2 separate regions of the Mus musculus genome follow, and region 2 is linked to region 1. The links are chromatin loops, found by intact Hi-C in ENCODE. Cell type or tissue: left cerebral cortex. All regions are shown on one strand. Each heading gives the region's core, and the rest is flanking DNA. Links, peaks and the distances in the headings are about the cores only.

The links. A loop is a pair of places that touch in the nucleus more often than their neighbours do. Peaks named below come from ENCODE experiments on the same cell type or tissue, not always from the same donor. Only the 100,000 strongest peaks of a DNase experiment are listed, where the experiment ranks them.
Region 2: it touches region 1 in a loop (2.6-fold over the local background); 1 of 42 quality-filtered maps calls a loop at or near these places.

Annotation. Positions count from the first base shown.
Region 1 is chr13:110,397,197-110,402,574 of GRCm38, reverse strand. It overlaps Plk2 (polo like kinase 2), which reads right to left. Exons shown (of 14, transcript NM_152804.2): 6 at 5,009-5,104; 7 at 4,689-4,887; 8 at 4,454-4,601; 9 at 4,105-4,202; 10 at 3,767-3,896; 11 at 3,314-3,554; 12 at 3,066-3,195; 13 at 2,702-2,812; 14 at 1,731-2,542. The coding sequence ends at 2,351. Among named protein-coding and RNA genes, the nearest start is that of Plk2, 4.8 kb to the right of the region's middle. In left cerebral cortex, for the core only: no CTCF peak of the experiment used is centred there; DNase peaks (open chromatin) are centred at 3,201, 3,592, 3,815, 4,534 and 4 more places; H3K4me3 peaks cover 3,788 bases; H3K27ac peaks cover 2,604 bases.
Region 2 is chr13:110,515,075-110,520,452 of GRCm38, reverse strand. No RefSeq gene overlaps it. Among named protein-coding and RNA genes, the nearest start is that of Gm32990, 51 kb to the left of the region's middle. In left cerebral cortex, for the core only: a CTCF peak has its summit at 2,494; a DNase peak (open chromatin) is centred at 2,285; H3K27ac peaks cover 941 bases.

The sequences.
Region 1 (5,378 bases), core at 967-4,966:
CCAGGCCAGGATAGGTTTCATATTAAGTTCCAAGCCAGCCTTAGCTAGCATCTCAATAAAAAAAAAAAATCTAAAACCAAAATAAACCAAAAATATCTCTCAGTAGGTCTATCCACGGCCTTCATGATATAGCCTCAATGTGTCAAATGCATGAGAGATACATTAGCTTTTCATGCCACAGTCTACATGCATAAATCTGCTATGAACGCTCTCAATGCTAGGCTTCTTGTTCTATATTATTTCACTTGCTGAAACCTACTTGGCATCTCTTGACTTTCAAAACTATTTGGCCCTCAAACATCTTACAACCTCTGCATAAAGATTTTCCTTCTCTGACAGAACCTGTTTCTGAGTCTATCACGTAATAAGGGCTCTTTCCTGATTCCTGTTTTCAATTATCATAGCACCCAGTGCATACCTTCATCATAATATCGCAGCACTTATCAGACCAAGGCTGTTGCACTATCTGCCTTTGGGAGACTCCCTGCAGGGCAAGAAGAGTCCTAGGTTCAGGGAACTCAAGGCTAGGCCCTGCACCTTGTCACACAGCACATACTCAATAACAAGAATGGCTAAGCCTGTTCTAAAACCTTAAAGTAGCATGTGGAGTTCCAATGTCAACATCCAAAGGAAAGGATATTATTTTTCCCCATTTTAACTCTATTGCTTGTTTTCTGTTCATAAAAATTAGATTCAAGTTGTGCTCACCTGTTACTTAGTCTTGCTTGGCCATCACTGTTAAGTCATTAGAAGAAATACATTTTGATGCAGAGACATCCCAAAGTACCAAGGGTGGTTGAGGACTCATGATATGCATAGCAGTTTCTCAAAGGTGGCTTTCACTGAGTGTACCAGGTGCAGCATCTATGTTTAGATAAATACAACATCCAGCTCCCATTTGCCCCTAATCACAGTGTAAACAGCTCTAGCACAAAATGCTGTCCTTCTCCAGGATAGCATCTTCCTTGGAGTATGATTACGCTTGAACAACAACAGCAAGTTTTATTAGGGTCATCTGTAGGTCAGTGTATGCTCAGAGTCACGGGACAACATAGTGCAAATTCTACAGCTTTCACTGAAAGAAGAAGAAGAAAAAAAACCTTGTCAGATGTGCCTCGTCAATAACTTAGTAATTTAAAAGATGAACCCATGTCATAATTTGGTTCACATATTCAGAACTTTTCAACCTCCGTGCACCAGAAGGAAAACAGTGAGTTATTAGCAAAGGGTTTCCTACGATTATAGTATGAAGCTTAATTGCCAGAGGCGCTAGAAGTGTTTAGGCAGCTTAAAGCTGAGTAACGCGTCGCAGTGATGTATGTACCACAACCCATAGTTTTGCCCATATTAAGGTTAACCTCCTGAACCTAGTCACTTAGCAATGCCAGGTCTGTCTGCATGAGACTACTCTACTTTTTGGCTAAGTTAAATGATTCTTGAAGAGCTGGTTTAGAAACAAAGTCATTTGGAATTCAGCAGGAGTCCAATCATGTAGGGGGAAGATCGTAAAAAGTGACAACAGTTTTATACACTTCTCAAGTTAGGTCCTCAAGACTGCCCATAAATGTAAGGACGACATGAAAGACTGATTCCCTAGAAGTGTCACTAGGAATAGTAAAGATGTGTCTAGTTTGTTGCTGTGTGTGATGTCACACTGACGTGTCAGGAACCCGTGCTTAAAAGCTCCGATGGGTGCCGTGATGAGTACGAGCAAGGACAGGAGACCACTGTTTCTATGTCATACTCTTTATTGCCAAGAGTTTGAAATGGTCAACATAAAAAAAGAGAACATCTTGATAATAAATACTGCTCTTGGGGCTGTAATAAATAAAAAGTTTATTAACAAGGAATGCACTTTTCCAACCACAAGTGTATTCAAAAATAACCAAAAAAAAAAAAAAATGTATGGCCATAGTTCACAGTTAAGCAGCCAAAAGCTGCTCTGATTGTAGCCTTTAAACAGCAAGGGAGCAACCTCCCTTCTCCCTCCCCTTCAGGAAGTGTATTCACAGTTCCAAGTCTTCCAACTGAAGACGCTCTCAACAGAGAGAACTTCAGAGTCAATGCATCTTTCTGAAAAACTGTCCCATAAACCTTTTCACGACAGGTATCTCAGGGAAAACTGCACTCGGCTCCACACTCAGGATTGTCCAAAGTCAACTCTACACCTTAGGCTGGTCTGGTTCCAGCAGTCCAGCAGGCCACAGAGGAATTGTATTCGTACCACCACCTGTCCGACTTCTCTAACATGCTCTGTATCTTTCCGCTGGCTTCCCTGTTGATCTCACAGTGGAAAAGAGTCCCATGAGGTCCGCTCGAAATAATTATAATAATAATAATAATAATGTTTTCAGTTACATCTCTGTAAGAGCATGTTCAGGGCATATTCCATTCGATTTTTCAATTCTAACGAACAGCCAGACATCAGCAGAGTCGTCAGTCTGAAAGTTGTAGAGATCCTGTCCTCATTGATGTAGGTGAGAAGGTATTCTTCACTCTGGTTACAGATGATGATTTTTGTATGATCGTGGTAGAAATTCACCTTTAAGAAAAAAATAAACACAGACATTAGAACTTGCTAAGCAAGAAGTAATCAAGGTTCTGCCAAAAAAAAAAAAAAAAAAAAAAAAAAAAGGTAAAGCAGTTGGGTAGAAAAAGATTTCCGAACCTAGACGTGTGGGTCCCTAACAGGCTCAGTTACCTGAAATGTGCCGTCATTGAAGAGCATCATTAAGGCTTTATCAGACTTTAACCACTGCAGGAGGTAGAGCCGAGGTCTTCGAATGTCAGTAACACTCGGGAGATCACCACCCTGGAAGAAATCAGGAGAGAGGGTCAATGCCTCTGAAACTGTACTGTGTGGACGTTACACCGTGCCTCTCAAACTTAAGCCTCGGAACGGCCTCAAGATTCCTGGCTCTATCTCAAAGAGATGCTGACTCTCTGCACTGCATCTAAGATAAGCCCTGAGAAGCTAAACTAAACAAGACTTCAAAGGGAGGCAGATGTTGCTGGGGTCTAGACTGCTTCACGTATCTCTGCTCTAAAAGACACGGGGTACTTACATCCATGAGGTTCTCCTCCATGTAATGAGAAAAGTATTTCAGCACCGTCACTTGACTAATAAATTGTTCAGGGGCATCTGTTGCTGGGAAAACAGAGCATTGGCCAAGTTCCGCATAATAGTGAACTGTCCTAAAGATCAGGAAGGAGAGAAAAGAAAGGTTAGCAGCAATTCATCACTGTTTCCAAGATTTCATTAGCGCAACAGCGGAGAACTGGCCGGCTGCGGCATTCAGACGCACACACGTACTTTTTGTCCGGAAGGAGGCTCATGTGAGCCCCGTTGTTGAAAAGGACGCCAACAGTGTGGTCCGAGAGCTGGTACCCAAAGCCGTATTTGTTGGAGTAGTCGACCCACTTGGTGACCCACTGAAAGGACGTGCTCAGCTGCTCTTTGGGGATACAGTCAGCTTCCGGCATGTTTTCTAGACATCCTCGAAGGACTCTTGCCACTGTGTCTGCCACACTTCCCATGGTGCTGTCTTCAAGGCCTGCAAAGTCACAGAGACGGAAATGACGACATTGTTTACGATTAAACCCCTGTGATCAGGAAATGCTGTTTCCCCTCCACTCCACGTATGGGAAAGACAGAGAAATAGAGATCACGGTCCCTTGGTGCCTTTTCCCTGATGCTAGGATTTTATTCCTATGTTAATCAGCACTAATCTTACAGTCTATTTAAAATACGGTTTTGAGCACTTACATTCGCTGCTGCTGCTGCAGCTGCCGAGAGTCCCCCTGACTATCATCCGGATTGCATCCCCAATCTGCTGTTTGTTTTCCACTGCGGACGTTCCAGATCTGGCAACAGTAGTGGGAGGCGGCTGGGGCTCCTTGAAAGGGAAGAAAAGCACCATACAGTGAGCCAAGGGGCTGGGTCTCTTTACATGTGAAGTTTCAGGTTAACATAAGATTATGATAATCGCTGGAAAAGCTTATAAGTAGCCTGCCTGGAAGCATGGCTTCAGCCCTGCTAATCATACAGATGCTAGTTATCCGAGAATGGACGTGACCTTTTCTTTGTGTGCTTCCCCGACCTACCTCATCTGCTCTGTGTTTGCTAGGCTGCTGGGTTATCGACACTTTCTTCAAATCATGCCGAAGCTTGTAAATGTCTTCATCTTCCTTAGACACCTTATCTGTAAATCGAGGGAAAGAATTGCGCATGTTAATTTATCTCAACAAGTGTGGAAAAGAGTTAGCACGATGTCATCATTGGCTTGGGCTGCAGCTATGCAGGCAGCACACACTTCAGTGCTCAGGTAAACCAAAGCTATCAATCCATTCTCTTAGTGTCAGCAGTATACAAATAAGATGGTGAAGTTGCGCTAAAGGGAAAGTCTCAATGCAGTCATCAAACTCAAGGGAAATCCTGGATACGGAAACTTACTGTGTGTGTCGTTATATCTTGCTTTGTCCTTCTTGCCACCAAAAAGAGCGGCTGCGGCTTTCTTAAAGAAATTCTTGGCTGGGCTTGACAAGTGGAAATCTGGAACTGTGTGGCAACAGCTGGAAGAGAGTCTGTCCGGAGTGAAACCCTGTGGAACCAGAAGAGACCATCAGAAACCTCTCCAGCAACCAGGACGATGACACTCAATTTTACAGAAAGGTCAAAGAGCACTGACCTGCAGGAAGAAGTCATGCCGAATGATGTCATCCAAACTGGGGCGGTCCTCTGGGTTTTTGGACAGCATGCTAGCTATCAAGTGCTTAGCAGGGGCCAGCAATGAGGATGGCATGGTATACCTTGCTTCCCTTATGCACCTGTACGTTTCTTTCAGATTTGTGGTTTCGAATGGAGGTCTTCCTAGCAGCATCGTATACCTGGGTACACAGAAGCACATCTTCAGAAATGGTCAAGAAGGAACTCTTTTTGAGCATCATGACTGAGTCAACTTTGGCTTTTTTTTTTTTTTTTTTTTTTTTTTTTAGTGCATTTACTTACATTACACAGCCTAAGGCCCAGATGTCTGATTCACAGCCGTGTCCTTGTTTGTTGAGGACTTCGGGGGAGAGATAATTTGGGGTTCCACATATTGTTCTGAGAAGACAGAATATAGCAAGATCTCATTAGGAACTATGACTTCAATTAAAATTACTTCTCTGGGGATGACTCAATGGGAAATAAAAGCTTGAATTTTTTTTTCTCATTTTCTACTTGACTATTTTTTAGTGTTTTTATTTGACCAAGTTTCTTTTGGTAATTTTTTAATGTGTGTACAATTTGCCCAGCCCATATGACCAAGTATTTTTAACCAGATGAGACCAGATCCTGTGTGTGCGTGTGTACATGTGTATGTGTGTGTATGTATATA
Region 2 (5,378 bases), core at 570-4,569, 120 kb before region 1:
TAAAGACAGTTGTGAGCTACCATGTGGGTGTTGGGAATAAAACCCAGTCCCCTGAAAGAGCATCCTAAGCTTTTAGCAGTTAAACCATTCCTCCAGCTCCTATATTCCTTCCCTTCCCCCACCCCCACCCCTGCTCCTTAATTTTCCTTCCTTCCATCCCTTCCTTTTTTTTTTTTTTTTTTTGGCTCAGAAAAGGTATCATACTTTAATCAGTTTCACTGTTTATAGCTAGGCAACATTGGGTCAGGTCAAAACTCCAATAGGATATTTGTTCAGAGTCCTGTTTCTAAGCAGGTATGGGTCGGGTCAGGAATGCTATTTAACAAAAGGTTTGTATCTAAGACTGACTATGAGAATTTTAGGCCTTGTTTCAGCCTTCCTTTGCATTCTAGTTTGCAAAGAGTATGGGATGAGCCAGTGGAGAGGTTGCCCCTCCAGGTTTAAGCCCAGCAGCTCGCCTGTGCTCACCTCACCTCTGCGTCTGGCTGGGATTGTTTCACCTCTGCGAAGGGACAGAGAGGAAAGCCCTACTTATCATGGGTTACCTGTTCCTAGCCACCAAGTATACTTCCTTGGTTCCAAACTTAGACATTCAAAGAGCTGAAGACACAGCCATGCTGATGAAAGTGAAGAGAGAAATGCAGCCTGGAGAACCTAGAACTGGAGCTGTCAGCAAGGTCAGTTCACCCACAAGACATCTGCATGGAGATTTCTAGATTCAAATTGACCTTAACTGATAATCTCTCGTGTGGCTTATCTCTTTTAAACACAATGCTGGATATCCTGCTAATGGTATCATAATATTTAAGGGCAGGTTTTTTTTTTTAATATATCTTCTTTTGAACTGACTTTTAAAACAGCCAGCAACTTCTACTTGCTTGTAGCTAGATTTCCTGTGCAACACTGTATGGTCTGAAGTGAGGTTGCTGTTGGAATAATTAGTCATCACAAATATACCATGCAGCTTTGACTGGATTTGAGTCCATGTGCCCATGATACTAAATTAAAACATAAGGAAAAAAAAACGGTAATCCAGTTTCTCTCCTAATATTCAGTACCGTCTCTGTAGAAAATTAGTTTTATTGATTGTTCTGCAGCAGGATAGATGAACTACTATAACAATGCAAATGGAGGGTTAGCGTTCAATGCAAAGCATGTCTTTGAACAAAGTAACCGGCCACACACAGTAGGTATTTAAGAGGTGCAACAGTGCTCCCAAAGCCTGGAGAGTGTACAAACACATGGTCATTCGGGGTTCATATCAACTTACAAGTCTGTGCTGTTGCCTGGTTTCTTTCCAACCATCTGACTCCCACTTAGCTATTATCTCCTAATTAGGATCTCATGGAGAAATGGTGAGCCAGGCCAGGTAGAAGCCCTTCTGAGTTCTCACTTGTCTGATTCATTGATTTCCTCCTGCGGTTAGCAGACCAGTATCCCTCTAAACATTGTCAGCTCTGGTTGTCTTACTCAGAAGTTCTGTTGGTTTCATTCAGACCTAGAAAATGCTAAGGCACCAAAGACATATGCATGCAAAAGACCTTATAATTTTGATGCTCTGGAGGCTATTATGAGTATATATTTTGTTATGTCATGTGTTCTTATATAGTCCATATTGTACATATGTTGAATATGTGTCTATAATGCGTTAATTTGTTATATGTAGCATTTATAGAGAGTGTGTATACACTACATGCGCTCATGTGCTCGCGCGCGTGTGCGCGCGCGCGCGCGCACACACACACACACACACACACACACAAAGCATTAAGAAACATACTAAGAGTGGAAAATGGAAAGAGAACACTTAAGAATCCAAAAGCTCTATCTGGGTTCAGATCCTACTGTGACATCTACTAAGAACTTATTTCTCCCCTTGGTCTCTCCATTTATACCCAAAGAGCCTCAGTTTCTACTGTCTTGAATACATTGAATAAGATTGTTTCTGCAATGTGTACAATTTAAAGGTTACTCTGTAGAAGCTATTGAACAGACTCATCAGATTTGAGCAAATTAACTGAAAGTCATTTTATTTCTTTGACAATTAAGCCACTGAGTCATATGCCCCTGAGAAACAAATCTCAACCCTCTACATTCATATTTTTAGCCGCTCTTACATAACGGAGTTTTACCCATTATCCTTTCATTTTGCTCGTTTGAAGCTAACTAAACTTGAGCGCCTGTCCAAGGTAGAGTTTGAGCTGCAAATCCTATTTCCAAGGGTGTCTCATGTCAGTCCACATGCTCTGCTTCATCTGCATGTGCTCAAACAGGGGCTTGGCATCTGAAGCTCAGCGTGCCGGAGCTGGCAGCCAGGACATGAGAAGCACGTGTGGCAAAGCTTACCACAATAGCAGCAAACTACGGACAAATTATAATTAGGCAAAGCATACCCTGCCCAGCATCATTCTCTTAAAGCCATGATGAACTGCTTTAAAAACACATTTATCTTAAGGCTTTTCTGTTATATACTATTGACAGAAGCACTAGAAATACTTGACGCATGGCACAAGCAGTACCTGCTATGACCAACAACCCGTGTTGCTGAGTAGAACGATTTTGTGAGGAATGCAGCCTGAGTATTATTCAACATTCTATTCCTGGGACAAAAGACCCTACACAAGCAGTGCTAAGAAAGAGAGGTTTAATTTGGCTCCTGAATTCAGAAATTCCAATTGGTAGTTGCTGGGTCCTGGGATATAACAGCGTGTTTACTGTAACCTCTGTCAGTGGAAATCTGTTCACTTTGTGGCAACTGAGTAGCCACAAAACAAAACAAACAAAAAAAGCAGGAAGGTGTTGGATATTTTCTTTTTCACTTATTATTTATTTATTCATTCATGTATTCATTTTACATCCTGATTGCAGCCCCTCCTTTCCCAGGTATCCCCCAACCCTGTCACATCAAATCTCTGCAGAATTAGGCACTTCTTTTCCTACTGAGGCCAGACAAGGCAGCCATAGAGACTGAACTGCTTGCTCATCTCACTACGTATGTGCCCAGGGTCTCGATCCAATCTGCATACGCTCTTTGGTTGGTGGCTCAGGCTCTGAGAGCTCCCAGGAGTCCATTTTAATTGACTCTGTTGGTCTTCCTGTGGGATTCCTATCTGCTTCAGGGTCTTTAACCCTTTCCCAAACTCTACCATAGGAGGTCCCTTCCTCTATCCAATGTTCGGCTGTGGGTCTCTGCATCAGTTCCAGTCGGCTGCTGGGTAGAGAGAGCCTCACAGAGAACAGTTATGCTAGGTTGCTCTTTGCAAGTATGACAGAGTATCATTAATAATGTCAGGGATTGGTGGTTGCCCATGGGATGGGTCTGAGAGGTGGGGGGCACCCTCTCAGAGGAGAAAGGAAGGGGAGACAGAGGGAGAAAATATGTGATGTGAGGAGGAGCCAGGGGGCAGCATTTGGTAGATAGATATATAGATAGATAGATAGATAGATAGATAGATAGATAGATAGATAGATAGATAGATAGATAGATAGATAGATAGATACATACATACATACATACATACATACACACGTAGATAGATAGATAGATAGATAGATAGATAGATAGATAGATAGATAGATAGATAGATAGATAGATGTAAGGAGGGAGAATCTGGGGACAAGGAAGGCTTAAGGAGGCTGTGGAGTCATTCAGAAGAGGAAATAAAGGGATTGGGGAAGGATTAACCAAAATGAAGTATTCATATAGAAGCTACTAGGGAAACTGTGATCTTGCAACCCAAGTAAAAGAAATATAAGAAAAAGGGGGATAGTGGAGCACATGTGATCTAATGGGGAACAGGATGAGAGCTAAAGTTCACGTGCAAGTGGGGAAGGCGTGGGTAGTGAAGTGCAAAGGATGGGTGAACCAAAACCAAGGATGTGTGATCTGCTGTATGAGACCCACTAGTTTGTAAATGAATTAAGACATGTTTTCTTTAAAAAGGAGTTTAAACAAAGGTATTTGTGTATCTGAGCAATAATGCTTTGAAAAAAAAGAAGATGGATAATTAAATGAAAGCCTTAGTGGCAGACACAGGTTATTTGCCTATGAGAATTGGTTAGGGAGACCCTGGAGGGACCCAAAACTGCCATGTCATGGGTTGGTTACCCATCTAATTGGATGGTCCGACCCTACTGCTGAGGATGTAACACATGTCATGTCCAGGGCTAGAGAAATCAGTTTTGAACTGATAGGAAACTCTCTGCCTCCTGGCTATCTTCCATGGTGCCAAAGAGTGCCATGTTGACTGCTAGAATCAAAAAGGCAACCAGTGATCATAACAAACACTGGACTCGGCATACTACAATAATAACTTGCCAACAAGATATGCACACTGGTGCAATCGTGTGAGGACTGTTAATCGGTAGCCAACCACTCTTCCTATTGTTACATGCATGTAAAGCTTGAGTCAAAGGAAGAAATTTATGCCTGGTATTGTAAACATGGTGAAATCTATAGCTAGGGAAACCATAGAGCCTAGGGGGGACAGTGTCATGCTGTAAAAACCCCTTTCTAAATATCTGCATCCACATTTTAGCTGCTTTCACCCTTGGTCAGAAAAGTGTCCTTTGTAATTTTTTTAATTTTCAATATAATATAACTACATTATTTTCCTCTTTCCCTTTCTTCCTCCAAAGCCATGTATATATCAAACTCCTTGCTCTCTTTCAAAAATATGGTCACTATTTCTTGAATTGTTGTTGCATATATATACAATATATACATTATATACACACACATATATGTGTATGTAAACATATGTTATATGCATATGCATTTATAACATAGATACAACATTATACCATATATACATATATACATATTCCTAAATTTAGAACTACAACCTGTTTACTCTTTATGTTAGTTTGTGTGTGTGTGTGTGTGTGTGTGTGTGTGTGTGTGTGTGTGTGTGTAGGGCTGACCATTTGGTACATTTGATATTGGATAAGCAATTGATTTCCTTTTCCTTGCAGAAAACTATTTCTGCCAGTCTCCATATTTCTCAGTTGGCTTTTGTTCTTTGTCTACATTTGAGGCCTCCTAAGCTTCCCTCTTCTGTGTTAACATTTCTGTTGATGCTGTCTTATTCGGGTCTTGTCTGATCAGCCATGTTCTTGAGATCTCACGGGTATAGTTTCAGACATTTCTCAAAGAGACAGTCTCATAGAATACTCTCTGATTCCATGACTTTTACAACCTTTCCCATTCCTCTTCTGCCATGATCCCTGAGCCTGAGCTGTGGATGTTGTATTAGACATGTTATCAGTTGGGGCCAGGCTCCACAGCTCTGCATTTTGATTGATTGTGATTCTCTGTGTCTGTTGCCAAGAGAAATTCCCTTGATGAGAGATGAGCACTGAGGTTATCTTTGAGTATA